2 separate regions of the Homo sapiens genome follow, and region 2 is linked to region 1. Evidence: chromatin loops called from intact Hi-C (ENCODE). Cell type or tissue: PC-3. All regions are shown on one strand. Each heading gives the region's core, and the rest is flanking DNA. Links, peaks and the distances in the headings are about the cores only.

The links. Peaks named below come from ENCODE experiments on the same cell type or tissue, not always from the same donor. Only the 100,000 strongest peaks of a DNase experiment are listed, where the experiment ranks them.
Region 2: a loop joins it to region 1, with 18 times the contacts of the local background. A loop is called at or near these places in 1 of 110 quality-filtered maps.

Annotation. Positions count from the first base shown.
Region 1 is chr10:28,053,316-28,056,244 of GRCh38, forward strand. It overlaps MPP7 (MAGUK p55 scaffold protein 7), which reads right to left. Exons shown (of 17, transcript NM_001318170.2): 17 at 1-929. The coding sequence ends at 750. Among named protein-coding and RNA genes, the nearest start is that of SNORD130, 19 kb to the right of the region's middle. In PC-3, for the core only: no CTCF peak of the experiment used is centred there; a DNase peak (open chromatin) is centred at 1,126; H3K4me3 peaks cover 689 bases; H3K27ac peaks cover 2,498 bases.
Region 2 is chr10:28,200,949-28,203,877 of GRCh38, forward strand. MPP7 (MAGUK p55 scaffold protein 7) reads right to left here. Exons shown (of 17, transcript NM_001318170.2): 3 at 1,205-1,323. Among named protein-coding and RNA genes, the nearest start is that of MIR8086, 87 kb to the right of the region's middle. In PC-3, for the core only: no CTCF peak of the experiment used is centred there; a DNase peak (open chromatin) is centred at 1,113; H3K4me3 peaks cover 1,739 bases; H3K27ac peaks cover 2,500 bases.

The DNA of each region.
Region 1 (2,929 bases), core at 92-2,591:
CCACAAGGCTACCATTCTTACTTATATTAATCCCAAAGGAAAGGCTTTTCGTTACATATATAATAACTGTTAAAAGTCTACTTTCCCTTATTAAATGTTGTTGAGTCACTGACAGGTACTCAAAAGGACTTCTCAAGCTATATTATGAAGGCCATTCACTCAAGGTAAAATTTCAGTTACTCCTTTAAGAATTATTTTAAAATGCACACACTGTGAACGTATTGCGAATATGTAAGAAAGTCTACACTTTTTGAATAGTAAGAGGACACCTTACTGCCTGCCCGGCTAAATCTGTGATGATCCACCCAGAAACAGCAGAGCTCACCTGTCTGTCTGGAGCTGCTCATGGCTGCTGAATTGATACCTTCAACAGCTAACATTCAAACTCGACAGCAGCAGCCACACCTGAGACCAGCAGAAGCGCTGAACTCCCATACATACTAAGCCTCTAGCTAAGTCTCTCTGAAAATTTCAGCCTCATCTTGGAGATAGAGCGGTATTGAAGACAACGAGAAGGTTTGAGGTTTTGCTTAGAATACAGTACTGTGCATATTTTGATTTCGGATCTTATACTAACACATGGCGTTTGAAATAAGGCTGTAAAAAGATACAAACAAAACCAGCATTCAACTTGAACCAAGATTGTACATCTATGACAGTGATATAGATTTAAAAACCCTACTACCAAAACTGTAATTGATTTCATCATGCACTCTATAGAAAAAGACAATTATGGAAATTTCTCTTAGTTATGAATGTAACCAGCTCACTGGCACCCAATGGGTCTCTGTCTCTAATTTGTCAAAAGTTGTTTTGAGCTCATTGAATGCCACAGTGAGGTCATCATTTATTATAATTTTGTCAAAAAGATGACCATATTGACTTTCCATTATCTGTGCAGATTTAATCATTTCTTGAAAATCTTCTTCCTACAAAAGGAAGTATTAAAAAAATAATTGGTTAACCAGGCCATTACCTCACTTCATATCAATGCAAACATTCTACAATTGGTTTACCTAATGCTGTTCTGTGTTCAGTCTTTCCCCTCAGCCAGAAATAAAAGTCATCCTCTTTAACCACAAGTGCTTCAGAAGCCATAATTTCTAATACTATTTCTATGATTTGCTTGTAACAAAAAACTACTCTGGCAAGAGTCAAAACTCCTGCCTTAACTGAATTGCAGGATAATGAGTCACTAGTCATCATTATGGGGAAATGTCAGTATTAAAATAGCTATTGGAGAAAAGAATTGTTTACTCTGATGTTTTGGCTGCATTATTTATGCTTATTCATAGGAAGGAATTTATAATATAAACTCCTTTTTCAGAGTTGGACAAATTTGTAAAAGGATGATTACCATGTTTTTTGTTTTTTGTTTTGAGATAGAGTCTCACTCTGTCACCCAGGTTGGGGTGCAGTGGTGCAATCCTGGCTCACCGCAACCTCTGCCTCCGGGGTCCTAGCAATTCTCCTGCCTCAGCCTCCCGAGTAGCTGGAATTACAGGAGCGTGCCGCCACACCTGGCTAATTTTTGTATTTTTAGTACAGATGGATTTTCTCCATGTTCACCAGGCTGGTCTGGAACTCCTGACCTCAAGTGATCCCCACCTGCCTCGGCCTCCCAAAGTGCTGGGATTACAGGCATGAGCCACCACGCCCGGCTGATTACCACGTTCCTTCGATGTCTCATTAAAAGTGTTTCAGGAGCCTTCGTGTCTCACATTTTTAAAGCCAGGAAGTATTTTAGTTGGCTATATAACATAAATGTAAGAGAGCCAAATCCTAAGAATATGTGATCCTTTCTTATCTTCGTTGAGAAACCTTTAAAATGTCTAAATAGTACAATAAATCTTTATGTTGCAACATGCTGAAATAATTTGAGTCTGCATTTCATTGTCACATAAGATTTCACAATAACAGAAAATTTAATTTTAGTGTTGATCAAGAGCCTGAGTAACTAACATTGTATGACAGTACCTACTCAGAACGGATATGTACTGTTGGCATGTAAAAAAAGGTATTTATCAAATATACTGGGAATCAGAAATGTGATCTGTATTTTGTAACCACAATGAACAGTTCATAAATTAATATAAACTAAAGTTAATGATGAGCTAATTAAGAGGGGCAAGAAAAAAATAAGCTCTTCACATTTAATTTCTTTGCTTTTGATTTTTGGTCCAAAGGTAGAATATATTAAGATTAAGAAGAAAAACAATAAAAGGTCTTGCCAGAACCCATAATAGTCATGAATATACCACAATCATCATTTCCAATAACACTCATAGAAAATACAAATATTATTGCTGAATAATATTGGTCTACTTATCCTATACCCAAAATAGTGATTTTCTTTTGCTGTGCTAAATATAATTGTTGACACAAGGAGACAAGCAAGGCACATTATTAAATTTTTCATTTGGACTCTTAATGAGTAACAGTTACTGATGGTATTTTTAGCTTTAAAAATAAGGCTGCTCTGAAAATTAATTGGTCTAGATTTTATACAAATGTTCAGCCTACAATAGTATGAAATGTTCACATAATAGTATACAAAATAGTTTTGAGTCAATTGAATATGAAGATCCATTCACCAAAGCACAAGAAGTGTAACTGTTCAAAAGGTATGTACCTAAATACAATTCTTTCACTGATTTTTGTATCTATTATACTCTTCCCAAGTACATGCAGCTGTATATATGTTTTCATATATACAACTGTATCTTACATCTTATCTACTGCTTATATCTTATCTCCAAGCTTTTTGTGGTTGTTGTTGAGACAGGGTCTCACTCTGTCGCCCAGGCTGGAGTGTAGTGGTGTGATCTCAGCTCACTGCACTCTCAGTCTCCTGGGGTCTTGTGATCTTCCCACCTCTGCCTACCAGGCTGGAGTGTAGTAGTGTGATCTCAGCTCACTACACTCTCAG
Region 2 (2,929 bases), core at 123-2,622, 150 kb after region 1:
GCTATCCAACTTCCACACAGTCAACTTAAAAATATTTTTATGATTGTATTACCAAGTCATAAACGTCATCAGTTATAATCCCAAGACCATGCCTAATAAATCCCCAGAGGGCAACTATTATTTAGAGCACAAGGATGCCTTGGAAATTACACTGTTATGAAAAAATAAAGAAATGAACAAATAAACATGGTCTTTAAATGTACTGCTAGGGAAATGCCACATATCAACACTTCCATTTCTTAAGAATTGTCACTGCTGCAAGTACACAAATTTCAGTAAATTTGACAAAAGAAATATAGGAATTCTGTTCTGAAAAGCAATTGCAACTCAGAAATTGCTCATTTTCTAATACTCTATATCAATTAAAAGCCTCTTATCATGACAGGCAGCCATAACAAAGTTAGCTGAATTTAAAAATATAGGTCCAGTTATCATTGAGGCACTGGTTTCTACCTCCTCATAAACTCCAGAAAGACTCTAAATTTCTTTCAGCTTGAGTTAGATGAGAGAAAATGCAATTCATATTTCCAGAAGCACAAGTGGCATATTTTCCAGTAAGCTTCTTGTTCTCATTTTACTATTTTAGGAGTTCTGATCACTCCCAATGTTGCTGTATGGCCAGACCCGATTTCTGCTGGCTGATCATTTTCATGGCATGATGCTTTACTAAAACTGTCTCCAAAAACTGTTTTTACTCACATTCGGCTTCAGTGTATTTATATACAAAATACCACTTCAATGGAGTTCTGCCAATAAAAGGAACAGCTTACTAGAATTTCAGTTGACTTTGTTAAAGGAAATTATTTTAAATTAATGTGGCTACTGAACTGCTGCCATCCTTGACCTCAGAAAATAGATTCCTTCTAATTTTTGCTGTGAACATTTATTTAAGTTAAATTCCAGCTCATGAATGTTGACCGTAAAAGAGTCTAAACCTTCCTGCTACTATTTCATATTCTTTCTCTAAACAAGGGGGTGACCACATGGTTGCTACATTAGTATACAGAGCCAGCTCACCACCATTAAGTGAAATCATCTATGTATTTTTGGTAGAATCTTTAACAACTTCCACGCCCGTCGGTGAATGGAACAAGGCTGTTTTGTTTTCAGAGAGCAACAATTTGATCTCTGGTTTACTTGGTGGTGCCCCAAATATTTTTCCATATGCTTTTCGCAAAGAGAATCTGACATCAGCATGGTTTACCTTTACCAATGAATGCAGGCTTTTTTCACCAAACATATCCCAGAGGAAGGTCAGGTCTTCCTGGCTATCCACATGTGGCTGCAGCTGGGCTGGCAGAGCAGCCAACAGCTCATACAGACCTATAAAATGAAAATAAAACACAAAGTGTAATCTTAGAGTGATCTCATTAATTTCGCCTAAGGTGTGTGTAAATGACAGCTGGAACATGCCAATTTTACTGGATTTGTATTCCGGGCCATCAAGCTAAACACTTCTCCAAAGAACCAAAGGGGAATTTTCTGGCTTTTAAATTCCAAAGCAGTGGTATGTATTAACAGACTCATTTTTACCTCTCACAGTTGTCAACATTCTACAGCCCTCCAAGTTTACATAATCCGAGACAGAAAATGTGTACAGGTTTTCAGAAAAAGAAGAAAACGCATACATTCCTTTCCTTAATCATTATTACATTTCCCTCAATCTGAGCCAAAGAGTGAAATGAGTTATGAATAGGAAAAACTTCCTTAGAAGAACAGAGAATTGATAGGGTGGCCCATTAAAAGGGTTTTGTAGTGTCCAAATAGTTCCTAATAACATATAGTTTCAAAAATACTTGCATTATCTAACATCCAAAAGAAAGTCCTACAAAGTACGGGAAAAGAAATCATAAATGGTTCTACATTACTATAGTCAACTATCAAAAAAAAAAAAGCTACGTAGAACTTAGTTTAAAATTGGGGGATGTAAAGCTTATGTAATACCCTCTGAAAGAGTTAAAGTAACAGATGCGGGTTACTCGTGGCGTCCTCACTAGCCACTTCCTAGGGGCAGACAGTAGTGCAGTGTTCCACGGTAGCGTACTACATAAACCATCCATCTCCATCACAGCCCGTCACACTCCTGTCCAAGAAATGTTGCAACAGTGCCTGCCCGAGACTCTTTAGGGAGGTGACCTGGCAGGAGTCAATATCAACTCATAGCACATGTTTCATTTTCCAGTGGGATTACATGAGGTAAAAAGGACAAAATTCCTTTTATTTCTTGTCTGCTGTCTACAAAAACACCAAGACCTCCTGGGACCTACAACACATGGGACTGTTGTTATTTTTGGTCTGAATAAGTGCTGCTGTTCATCACAGGGACAGCTTTACAAGAGATTTAACTAGCAAAGAATAGTAAATTATGGGCTGATGATTCGTATATCTATTATCTTCCTGAAGCATACTAATTCTGCTTATCAGTGATAACTTACAACCAAAGGCATTAGGTACCATATTGAAAATTAAGATACATAACTTGGGAGATCTGATTAAATTGAAACATTTCTGGGGCCTTATTTGGCCAAAAAAAGCTAAAACAGTCTTTAAAAAAAAAAAAAAAAAAAACCTTCTCTCAATTACATTCTGAAGTATTCTTGGTATTTTACATCTATTCCCTTAAAATCCTGGCATTCTGCCTACACCAGCTCTTATTTACAGTTTAGTAAAATTATTTGTAAGGTATCTCAGCCTAACTCAATCTATAATAATACAGGTTTCATTATATATATGAAAGTAATCAACAATGGCCAAGATCAGTGGTTAAGGTCGGAAGTCAAAATGTGAAATTATGTAAAGAAAGGGTGAAATTTCATTATTTTATTATTGATTTGGGGAGTTGTAAAAATAATTACCTATTCCTTGGTAACATGACTTACAGTTTAATTAAGGAGACTAATTCAACTGTGACATAATTTACATGATAAAA